3 separate regions of the Homo sapiens genome follow, and regions 2 and 3 are each linked to region 1. A link is a contact called in ENCODE Hi-C or POLR2A ChIA-PET data. All regions are on one chromosome and are shown on one strand. Each heading gives the region's core, a stretch centred on a gene start or an enhancer-like site at or near the end of the contact. The rest is flanking DNA. Distances are from core to core; before and after follow the strand shown.

Region 1 (3,916 bases), core at 718-3,217:
GATGCAATGACTCATTCTTAAAAAAAACAGAACAAAACTTGGATTTCAACCCAGAGACTCCAGCCCAGAGGTTCCCAAACATTACTGTGCCTTAGGATCATCTGGGGAGTTCAAAAAAAAAAATTCAGGTTCTTAATCACCCACCCCATTAGATTCATGCAGAGTACAGTGGAGCCTAGGTATCTGTGTTTTATCAAATGCCCCAGGTAATTCTAATTTTTTTTTTTTTTTTTTGAGACGGAGTCTCGCTGTGTTACCAGGCTGGAGTGCAGTGGGTGATCTAGGCTCACTGCAACCCTAGCCTCCTGGATTTAAGCAATTCTCCTACCTCAGCCTCCCGAGTAGCTGGGATTACCGGCACATGCCAACACACCCAGCTAATTTTTTTTGTATTTTTAGTAGAGACGGGGTTTCACCATGTTGGCCAGGCTGGTCTCGAACTCCTGACTGCAGATGATCCACCTGCCTCAGCCTCCCAAAGTGCTGGGATTGCAGGCATGAGCCACAGTGCCTGGCCTGCCCCAGGTAATTCTATTGCACCTAGGCTGCAGATCAACCTCTATATTTTACAAAACACCACTCTAGTCAGTCTGGATGGAGACTGGCCATGTAAAGCCTAGGCTATAGAGGCCATATGTGTCAGCTAAAGCAGAGATGACAGACCACATGGCCCTATGTGTACCTTTGAGAAGTTACTTAATCTCCCCCGACTCAGTTTCCTCATCTGTAAAATGGGAGTAATGACAGCATTTACTCCTAGAGAATTTAACAAGTTAATAAATTTAAGGGATGTAGAATAGAGTTGGACAGAGTAAAAACCTGGCTGGGCATGGTTGCTTACGCATGTAATCCCAGCACTTTGGGAGGCTGAGGCGGGCAGATCATTAGGTCAGGAGATCAAGACCATCTTGGCCAACATGGTAAAACCCTGTCTCTACTAAAAATACAAAAAAATAGCCAGGCGTGGTGGCACGCGCCTGTAGTCCCAGCTACTCAGGAGGCTGAGGCAGGAGAATTGCTTGAATCCTGGAGGCAGAGGCTACAGTGAGCCGAAATTGCGCCACTGCACTCCAGCCTGGGCGACAGAACAAGACTCCCATCTAAAAAAACAAATAACAAGAACAACAAAAAAACGCCAGGCGCAGTGGCTCATGCCTGTAATTTCAGCACTTTGGGAGGCTGAGGTGGGTGGATCACTTGAGGTCAGGAGTTCGAGACCAGCCTGGCCAACATGGTGAAACCCCATCTCTACTAAAAATACAAAAAACTAGTCAGGCATGGTGGCAGGCGCCTGTAATCCCAGCTACTCAGGAGGCTAAGGTAGGAGAATCGCTTGAACCCAGGGGGCAGAGGTTGCAGTGAACCAAGATGGCACCATTGCAGTCCAGTCTGGGCAACAAGAGCGAGACTTCATCTCAAGAAAAACAAAACAAACAAAACAAAACAAAAAACACCTAATATATGTCAGCTATGATAATTATTAGGCTGCTAGTAATGTTTCACTTAAAAGAGGAAGAGGAAGTGGCAACAGAAGGGAAATGGCTCAGAAGCAAATATCTCACTTTACACCACTGTCTTGCACTATGTTTGTACTACTATTATCCCAATATCATAGCATGCAGCTTGGGGCCTCTGATGCCTTTGAGTTTTCTATCTATAATGCTCTTCTCCTGCTTCTTCACAAGCCTACCTTTCAACTCATTCCCATCTCGGCTCAGGTCATGTAGACCAGTCATCATCTTCAGGAGAACTTTCCCTAAATCTCAGGTTAGACAAAGTACCTCTCTTCTGAGATCTTTCTCTGAACTTCCCCTTGTGCTCCATCTCTGCTGTTACCACGGCATGGTGAATATTTACAGTCTCCTCCCCTCCCTGGTCTGGGAGCTCCTTGAGGGACGAGTCTGTTCTGCTTACCAGTCTAAAGAGTCTGCTCTTTGTCTGCTCTTGCCTGGAGTAGAGTTAAGTAGAGCAGAGCCTGCCTCCACCAGGAGAGCCTGGGACACCTTCTTTACCATGGCTAGTATTACACAAACATTCTGGTGCTCCAAGTTGCACCCCCTGGGCTGGCTCTTAGTGAAGATATTGAGTCTAAACTTGGGGTCAAAGAAAGACTAATTGCCAAGTTAGAAACCACAAATTCGGGTTAATTTCTTTCCTTTTCTTTTTTTTTTCTTTTTTTCTTTTTTTTGATATGGAGTCTCACTGTGTTACCCAGGCTGGAGTGCAGTGACACCATCATAGCCCACTGCAGTCTGGGTTCAAGTGATCTTCCCGCCTCAGCCTCTCAAGCAGCTGGAACTATAGGCGTGTGCTACTATGTCTGGCTAAATTCAGGCTAATTTCTGAGACCTAATGGCTAAAGAACCCCGACAATATGACCACAGTTGACCCTTGAACAACACGTTTGAACTGCGTGGGTCCACTTATACAAAGATATTTTTTCAACAAAAGTTACACCAAGTGTGCCTGCCTCTCCCGCCTTCCCATCCACTTCCTCCACCTCTTCCGCCTCCCCATCCACTTCCTCCACCTCTTCCGCCTCTGCCACCCCTGAGACAGCAAGATAGCCTACTCAATGTGAAGACAGGGATGAAGACCTTCATGATGATCCATTTCCACTTCATGAATAGTAAATACACTTACTCTTCCTTATGATTTTCTTAATAACATTTCTTTTCTCTAGCTTACTTTATTGTAAAAATACAGTATATGATAAAGATACAAAATATGTGTTAATTGTTTAGGTTATCAAGAAGGCTTCTGGTCAATAGGCTACTAGTGGTTTGGGGAATCTAATCTTTTATGTAGATTTTCAGCTGCATTGGTGGGAGTTGGCACCCTAACCCTCTCATTGTTCAAAGGTCAACTGTAGTTCTAAAAACAATTAAAAGGAATTGCTGGGATGGTGCTGTTTGGAATAATTCAGAGATCAAGGAGATTCATAAACTTAATTTCCACGACAACCCCCCCCCCCCCAAAAAAAAAGAGCAAGGCGTGGTGGCTCACGCCTGTAATCCCAGCACTTTGGGAGGCTGAGGCAGGCAAATCACGAGGTCAGGAGATCGAGACCATCCTGGCTAACACGGTGAAACCCCGTCTCTACTAAAAATACAAAAAAAATTAGCTGGGCATGGTGGCGGGCGCCTGTATTCCCAGCTACTCAGGAGGCTGAGGCAGGAGAATGGCATGAACCTGGGACGCGGAGCTTGCAGTGAGCCGAGATAGCGCCACTGCACTCCACCTTGGGCAACAGAGCGAGACTCCCGTCTAGAAAAAAAAAGAAACTATTATCTGTTGAGCAGCTCCACTTGTAAGTCAGTCTACTAGGCAGTTAAAGGTCTTGATTCGGTCAACATAAGAGGCTGGTGATGTGAGTACCACCTCACTCAATTCATAGATATGAAGCCATGATTTCAGTTGCCCAAGAGTAAGAGTACCTGGCACAATAAATGAAGTAATAGAAGATATTCATTCTTTTTTTTTTTTTTTTTTTTGAGATGGAGTCTCGCTCTGTTGCCCAGTCTGGAGTGCAATGGCGCGATCTCGGCTCACTGCAAGCTCCCTCTCTCAGGTTCAAGCGATTCTTCCGCCTTAGCCTCCCCCATCATGCAGGGCTAATTTTTGTATTTTTGTAGAGATGGGTTTTCACCATGTTGGCCAGGCTGCTCTTGAACCACTGACTTCAGGTGATCCGCCTGCCTCAGCCTCCCAAAGTGCCGGGATTACAGGTGTGAGCCACCACACCAGGCCAGAAGATACTCATTCTAATTCTGGAGATGAATGAGGTTATGTAAAACAGCACTGAGATTTTTCTAGAAAGAGTCATGACAGCCAGATACTTTATCTTGGTGTGTTTTTCAGACATGTCCTCTCACTTCTCTTCAGGATGAAGAGTCCTCTCTGGGTGAAAGGGCCC
Region 2 (3,916 bases), core at 933-3,432, 86 kb before region 1:
GCAATGGTGCAACCTCCGGCTCACTACAACCGCCACCTCCTGAATTCAAGCGATTCTCCTGTCTCAGCCTCCCGAGTAGCTGGGATTACAGGTGCCTGCCAGCATGCCCAGCTAGTTTTTGTATTTCTAGTAGAGACAGGGTTTCCCCATGTTGGCCAGGCTGGTTTCAAACTCCTGCCCACCTCCGCCTCCCAAAGTGCTGGGATTACAGGCATGAGCCACTGTGCCTGGCCATATCCAGCATCTTAGAAGAGTCCTTTGTTCTCTTTCCCAGTTAGTTCTCCTCAAGGATAACCACTCCCCACACCCAGCTTTTTTTTTTTTTTTTTTTTTTTGAGACAAGGTCTCACTCTGTCACCCAGAGTAGAATATGGTGGTGTAATCACAGCTCACCGCAGCTTCCACCTCCTGGTCTCAAACTCCTGGGCTCAAGCGATCTGAGCACCTCGGCCTCCCAATAGTGTTGGGATTAGGCATGAGCCACTGCGCCCGGCCTACGTGCCGTTTTAAAATGATGTTCAAGAATAAGCAAAACCAACCTATGGTGGTAAAAGAACAGTGATCGCCTCTGTTTTCTTTTGCCTGAGGGAAACTCTGGTGTGCTGAAAATGTTCTGTATCTGAAGTGGTGGTGGTCACATAAGCTGTACATCTAAGATATTTGCACGTTGCTGTGTGTAAACCATAATTCCAACAACAACAACGACAAAATGGCAAGGTGGGGCTCGGTGGCTCACGCCTGTAATCCCAACACTTGGGGAGAACTAGGCGGGAGGATCGCTTGAGGCCAGGAGTTAGAGACCAGCCTGGGCAACATAGGGAAACCCGGTATCTACAAAACAACAATAGCAACAATTCGCTGGGGCGGGGGGGGGGGGGGGGGGGCGCCGCCTGTTGTTCCAGCTACTCAGCTACTCCAGAGGCCCAGGCGGCAGGATCGCTTGAGGCCAGGAGTTCTTGGCTACACTGAGCCGAGATCCCGCTACTGCACTCCAGTCTGTCAGATCCTGTATGGAAAAAAAAAAAAAAAGACAAAATAGTTAAACTATGCCTTTAATTCAATAAACTATTAAACTAACAATACCATGAAGAAAATCAGAATAAAGAAGAAAGATAGGCTGACGCAGGAGAATCGCTGGAACGGTGAGGCGGAGGTTGCGTGAACCGAGATCGCGCCACTGCACTCCAGCCTGGCGACAGAGTGAGACTCCAAAAAAGAAAAAAAAAAAAAAAAAAAAAAGAAAGATAGGCTGGGCCCGGTGGCTCAGGCCTGTAATCCCAGCGCTTTGGGAGGCCGAGGCGGATGGATCACCTGAGGTCGGGAGTATTCGGCACCAGCCTGACCAACATGGTGAAACCCCGTCTCTACTAAAAATACAAAATTAGCCGGGTGTGGTGGCGAATGCCTGTAATCCCAGCTACTCAGGAGGCTGAGGCAGGAGAATCGCTTGAACCTGGGAGGCGGAGGTTGCGGTGAGGCGAGATCGCGTCACTGCACTCCAGCCTGGGCAACAAGAGCGAAACTCGGTCTGAAAAAAGAAGAAGAAGGAGAAGGAGAAGAAGACTATCTGGGTTCCATCAACGATTCTCGTGCCTTTTGTCTTTAAACTTTGGTGCTGCCTTCATCAAAATCATACTAATGAAATTCGACGCGCGGGTCATTCATTTAATTAAAATGAAACCCCAAATCTGTTGACTATTGGTATCCTCATGACACTGTTCTATAATGTGACAGAAAAGACGAAGGTGAAGAACTATGGTTTCGGCCGCTGTTACACAGGAGGTAGCAGGTGGCAGGCCGTTTACACAAATTAGCTCGTTTTTGGAGACGAAGTTACCCCAGGCTGCCCGCTCGGATGAGCCTGCGAATTCAGGCCCAACCCAGGCCCCTCCAGGTCGGGAAGGTACGAAGAGCCCGCTGGATTCACACAGGGCAGGGGCGCCTTCGCAGGTGCGAGTGGATTCTGGGTATCGCGAGCGTAGGCCCAGGCGCAGCCCCTCTGCCTGCGGGACTGAACAGGCAGGTGCGTCCCAGCGGCCGGGCGGGCCGGGTCTCCCTCCTGCGGGCAGGCGCCGCGCTGCGGGGCGCGGCTGGCGGAGCGGGGCAGCCGGGCGCAGCGCCCCCTGGGCCTGAAGACTGGCGGGCGGCGGGGGCGCGCGCAGGCCGGCGGGGGCGCGCCGCGCTGCGAGGCCTGCGCGCCAGGCTGCGGGAGCCATGCGGCGATCGAGGAGCTCTGCGGCCGCCAAGCTGCGCGGGCAGAAGCGGTCCGGGGCCTCCGCGGCCCCCGCGGCCTCCGCGGCCGCTGCCTTGGCACCCAGCGCCACCCGCACACGGCGCTCCGCTAGCCAGGCCGGGAGCAAGAGCCAGGCGGTGGAGAAGCCGCCGTCGGAGAAGCCGCGGCTGAGGCGCTCGTCGCCGCGGGCCCAGGAGGAGGGCCCGGGGGAGCCGCCGCCGCCTGAGCTGGCGTTGCTCCCGCCACCGCCGCCGCCGCCGCCGACTCCCGCGACCCCGACGTCCTCGGCGTCCAACCTGGACCTGGGCGAGCAGCGGGAGCGCTGGGAGACGTTCCAGAAGCGGCAGAAGCTTACCTCCGAGGGTGCCGCCAAGCTCCTGCTAGACACCTTGTGAGTGCGGCGGGCCGGGGGGCGCGGGAGCCGTTGCCACGCGGACCCCCTCGGCAGGAGTCGGGCTCGCAGCCCGCGTGCAGGCCTTGGGCGCCTTTCAGCTCTGAGCCTTCCACGTTACGGAGCCGACGCGGCTCCCCCGTTAGCACTGGGGTTATTCCTTAATTCTAAGGGCGGCGGGGCGGGGCGGTGCTTCTAGGGCTGTGTGGCCTGGGAATGGAAAGGGGGCTTCGTCCGGAGCTTGAGGGCGCGCGCAGCCGTCTTGGGACACAAAGAGTCTTTCCCGGCCATAAGCATCGTGCTCGGGGACGTTGTCTCTTGCTGGCGCGCAAAGGGTGTGGGGGCCTTTCTTAGTGAAAAGAACATAAATCCCACGGCTTTCTCTTACCCGAATCCCCTTTTTTTTTGTGTTTGCACACGTGTTTTTGAGGGTGGGTGGAAGGGAAAGGTAGAAGCGTTGAAGGAAGCATGAATAGTTTTGAACTCACTGGGAAGCAAAATCCCGTCATTGTTCCAGGCACTGCCAGGGAGGGAGCAGGGGGCGGAGGTTATTGATCCGGGAGAGAAGCGCGCGCGAAGAGATGCTCCGGCCTCGCGCGGCGGCGGGGATACCTACGTAGGGAGGCTTTTATGTGCTCAGCCAGCTAATGCTCCCTGCCGCTCGCCCTCCTGGCTGCTCCGCAGTCTTTTAGATGGCCCGAGGAGCATCTCGAGTGTCCGCGATTTGGGAAAGAGCTTTTAACTGGGCTGTTAAAGGGCTGCCTTCTTTTCTCCAAATGCGATCTGGATTCCTGCCTCGGGGAACAGTTGTGCTACAGAGAGATATTTTAACGCCCTGATATTATATTTCAGTGTCAATTTTACGAATTAAAAAGAACAATCAAAACACTAGGGGGAAAAAACCGACAAGAATAACCTAGCAATTGCATAACCTGAGAATTACTTCTTTTCTTGAACATGTTCCTTTGAGCTTCTTGCGGAAGAAATTCTCTTAGGATGAGTCGTCCCCGACAGAAGATACATATTTGGTTTTCTGTGTGCTTCACTTTTTGGTTTTTCATCTTGGACTGCACACTGAATTTTTAAAAAACGTTCATCCATCAAACATTTGAGCACCTATAGGGTGACGGCTGCCTCTGGGCAGAAGGAATACGAAGATCCTTAGGAATGTAAAACTCATGGTGTCTTCAAGGCATACAGAAAAAAAGAAGAATGTAAAACTCAAATTTGAGATAAATTTTTATTTTAAGACAAACTGATAAATGGTCAAGAAAAAGTTTTAAAATATTGAC
Region 3 (3,916 bases), core at 529-3,028, 69 kb after region 1:
ATTCTCCCAGATTGGATCTTAACCAAAAGGCTGAGAAGCAGTAGCTTTTTTTTCCCCCCAAAGGGAAGAATGCTTTAGTTTATTTTACAAGAGAAAATTTATTACAGTATAGCACCACTCTGGTCTTGTACAAATTACAGAATTCACTTAGATAATTTCTAGTCTTTCCTCTCCTGCATGCTGGGCTCTGTAATAAGTTTAGGAGGTCGGCTTTCTTTAAATTATCCCCAGGTTGGAGGATTTTGGGTGTTGGGATGCCCAGGGTGGTGGTCCTTCTTAGCTTTGTCTTGCCTAACATACTTTTAGAATTGGTGTAGAGCTGGACAGCTTTGTGGGAACTGGTGTGACCTAATTTTCCTCAGTTTAATAACTAATATTTTAGCATTTGAATGTCATAAAGGCATTGCCCTACCCCATACTTTTGTATCAGTAGGTTTTATTATTTTATCACGTAAAAATTACATATTTTGTGGGATCCTTTTTCTGCTTTGGTGAAATGTAGGCTTCACCTCTATTGTGACGCTTGGTGGATTCATTCTTGCTCATCTGAAGTGGCATCTGCAGTCCTGCCACAGTGAAGTATATTTTTAGCTTTTTTTTTTTTTTTTTTTTTTTTTTGAGATGGAGTCTCGCTCTGTTGTCAAGCTGGAGTGCAGTGGCACGATGCCAGCTCACTACAACCTCCGCTTCCCAGATTCAAGCGATTCCCCTGCCTCAGCCTCTCGAGTAGCTGGGACTATAGGTGTGCACCACCATGTCCGGCTAATTTTTTTTTTTGTGGGTGTGTTTTAGTAGAGATGGAGTTTTACCACGTTGGCCAGGATGGTCTTGATCTCCTGACCTTGTGATCCGCCGGCCTTGGCTTCCCAAAGTGCTGGGATTACAGGTGTGAGCCACTGTGCCTGGCCATTTTTAGCTTTTTTTCCAAGATAGCTTAGGCCACCTTGAACACCTTTGCATAACACATTTTGGTTATGCAAAAATTGTGGGCCAAAAGCCAGGAGTTCCTGCTGAGAGGAAAAATTGCTTTTTTTTTTGGCAGGATAGTATTTGAAATTTTGTTGTTGCAAGATTTTCCTGTTGAGTAAATATGTGTGCGTTTATTTAATATGAGAGGATTTAAAAAGGAACTTAAATAGATCAATTTCATTTTGCAATATTGTATTACCTGTTTGCAATATATAAGAGGCTAGTTCTGGGTTTATCTGTATAATTCAGTTAGAAGTGCTGTTGTCTTTTATGACAGTGACATATAATTATTACTATATTATTCCCATCCTAAAACATTATATGTTGATATTTAAGAGATGAGGAAGTTGCTTATAAAATCTCGATCAGATTTCTTAAACAATTCGTAGAATTTTTTCAGTTCATGAGTCAACCATGTAACTACCCTGAGTTAATGAGTTTTGGTGCTAAGAACTGAAATTATAATTTGATACTGCCACTTAAGGTGCTCCCTTCCCCTTCAGTCTGAACTTTAAACTAGATTCTTTTATTTCAGTGGGTTTCAAATGTAAAGTATTCTGCCGAGGTATCTTAGTGAGCCAGGACTAGAGTGAAGGGTGGAGGGAAGGATGGGAAAGGGCAGGGGGAGACTGAAAAGATGAATCCTAGGTCTCCCATTCTTACTAGATCGGAATGTTTCTCCATTGTATCTTTTGTACATTTAGCTTTCATTTAAGACTTTTGAGGAAAACATTCTGGTTAAAAAACAAAATCTGAGCACTGTTGCCGTGTATCTCATGGATAAGTTTTGAGGAAGGAGGTTGTCGTGGTCTCCAGGCTGCAGTTCATGCGAGGACAGGAAGGGCTTGCTTTGACCTGTAAATTTGTATGCTAGTAGGGGCTAATTTCCTGATTTTGCTAGTGTGTGTGTGTGTGTGTGTGTGTGTGTTTTTTTTTTTTTCCTTCTGTATTGGGCGGATAGTACTTTTAAAGAAAACTGACTTTTTTTTTTTTTGAGATAATAAAGTTAAACTTCACTAAAGTCATACCACAAAACGGACAAGGAAGGATTACTGAGATGAGGGAAAAAATGGACAAGTCACTTAACTTGTGACTTTGAGTGACATTGAGTGTAATTGTTGAACTCAGGACTCACCATAGCTGAAAGTTAAACAATGTGCATTAAAAAATTGTACCTCATGGGTTTCTAATCATTTAGGCCACTGTTAGAAAAAAATTGGATGACCCTGGGTTAAAATCTTTTTTTTTGCCTCTTCATTCCATTTATAGCTTTATTTATTTGGGATATCTGAGTTGGGAGGAGAGTGCAGAGATAGATAACTTAAAGCATGTTTTAGGACAGCAGATCAGAATTAGTTGGAAAACTTTTACAAAATGCATGAATGTTCATATAGTGAAATACTCTTTTTTTTTTTTTTTTGACAGAGTTTCACTCTTGTTGCCCAGGCTGGAGTGCAATGGCACGATCTCGGCTCACCGCAACCTCTGCCTCTTGGGTTCAAGCGATTCTCCTGCCTCAGCCTCTCGAGTAGCTGGGATTACAGGCATGTGCCACCACGCCTGGCTAATTTTTATATTTTCAGTAGAGACGGGGTTTCACCATGTTGGTCAGGCTGGTCTCGAACTCTCAACCTCAGGTGATCCACCCGCCTCAGCCTCCCAAAGTGCTGGGATTACAGGTGTGAGCCACCGCACCCGGCCCATATAGAGAAATACTGTTTAGCAATAGAAAGAACCATAAATTGATGAGAATAATTGCCAAGATGTTTTTTTTTTTTTTTTTTTTTGAGACGGAGTCTCACTCTGTTGCCCAGGCTAGAGGGTAGTGGCGCAATCTCGGCTCACTGCAAGCTCTGCCTCCTGGGTTCATGCCATTCTCCCGCCTCAGCCTCCTGAGTAGCTGGAACTACAGGCGCCCGCCACCATGCTTGGCTAATTTTTTTGTATTTTTAGTAGAGATGGGGTTTCACCGTGTTAGCCAGGATGATCTCGATCTCCTGACCTCGTGATCCGCCCGCCTTGGCCTCCCACAGTGCTGGGATTACAGGTGTGAGCCACCGCGCCTGGCCAACCAAGATGTATTAAGTAATAAAAGCAAGATACAGAACAGTGTGTTTCTAGTATGCCACCATTTACATAGGGGAAAAAGTGTGAGTGTATGTATGTGTAGGATATTTCTAAAGGACACTCTAGAAACTAGTAACTTTGGTTGCCTTCTGGGAGTGTAACTGGGTAGCAGCTGGAGAAGAAGGGCGAGGAGATTTTTCGCTTTATATTCTGCGGTACTTTTTCTTAAGTCCTACATATAATATTTATTTCCAAAAAGATCAACCCTCCTCACGATGCCACATGCTGGCTTTTCCCCTTCCACCTGGAGCAGTTGCAGGTGTATGGATGAGGAGAAAGCTCCTCAGGTGGTTTTAATGTGTGCTCTCACTGAACATCTCAGCTCCTCCTAGTTCACTGCTTGCTGAGAAAGCTGCAAAGCATTGCAGAAAACATTAGTTTTTCCCATTTTGCCACAATTTTGTGATATTAGAGGAATTATTGACTTTCTCTGATCTTCAGATTTCTCACCTGTCAAATCAGTGTTAGTTGGGTAATCTCAACCTTACAATCCTTAAGATTTGCTGATCTCCATGCCTCAGGAAGGGAGCAGGGAAAAAACAGGCTGAGGGTCAGCTGGTCAGTCTTCTGACTCTTCTCCTGGTCAGCTTTCACAACAGCAGGAAACATGACATCAGGAGGAGGATGGTATATTTATTTAAAATATTTATATATTACATGGTACCACATAGTTTTTAAAGTTCTTTTTTTTTTTTTGGAGACGGAGTCTGGACCCCTCACCCAGGCTGGAGTGCAGTGGTGCCATCTTGGCTCACTGCAACCTCTGCCTCTCAGCTTCAAGTGATTCTCCTGCCTCAGCCTCCCGAGCAGCTGGGTTTAC

The links. Hi-C counts contacts between places; a loop is a spot of excess contacts on that map. ChIA-PET counts read pairs that join two places held with the same protein, here RNA polymerase II (POLR2A). Pooled maps may share reads with other maps.
Region 2: a map of CD4-positive, alpha-beta memory T cell shows a loop between it and region 1 (6-fold over the local background). The contact joins the promoter of CENPV here to the enhancer-like site in region 1. A Hi-C loop is called at or near these places in 2 of 168 maps with a recorded cell type or tissue (CD4-positive, alpha-beta memory T cell and ascending aorta) and 6 of 50 pooled maps. POLR2A ChIA-PET finds 5 or more read pairs at or near these places in 10 of 52 experiments (AG04449, CD4-positive, alpha-beta T cell, CD4-positive, alpha-beta memory T cell and 7 more).
Region 3: a pooled map shows a loop between it and region 1 (2.2-fold over the local background). The contact joins two enhancer-like sites. A Hi-C loop is called at or near these places in 1 of 50 pooled maps. POLR2A ChIA-PET finds 5 or more read pairs at or near these places in 5 of 52 experiments (GM10248, GM12878, HEK293 and 2 more).

Annotation. Positions count from the first base shown.
Region 1 is chr17:16,265,967-16,269,882 of GRCh38, reverse strand. All of the region lies in intron 2 of PIGL (phosphatidylinositol glycan anchor biosynthesis class L), which reads right to left. Among named protein-coding and RNA genes, the nearest start is that of MIR1288, 14 kb to the left of the region's middle. RefSeq lists enhancers at 1,631-1,680, 1,701-1,840. Within about 2 kb of position 1,967, at least 5 of the 41 ENCODE cell types and tissues checked have a DNase peak (open chromatin) inside an H3K27ac peak, as active enhancers do; they include GM12878, where a contact is called at or near this core.
Region 2 is chr17:16,351,735-16,355,650 of GRCh38, reverse strand. It overlaps CENPV (centromere protein V), which reads left to right and starts at 2,182. Exons shown (of 5, transcript NM_181716.3): 1 at 2,182-2,624. The coding sequence starts at 2,215. RefSeq lists silencers at 1,973-2,122, 2,183-2,792.
Region 3 is chr17:16,197,198-16,201,113 of GRCh38, reverse strand. All of the region lies in intron 1 of NCOR1 (nuclear receptor corepressor 1), which reads left to right. Among named protein-coding and RNA genes, the nearest start is that of NCOR1, 16 kb to the left of the region's middle. Within about 2 kb of position 1,778, at least 3 of the 41 ENCODE cell types and tissues checked have a DNase peak (open chromatin) inside an H3K27ac peak, as active enhancers do.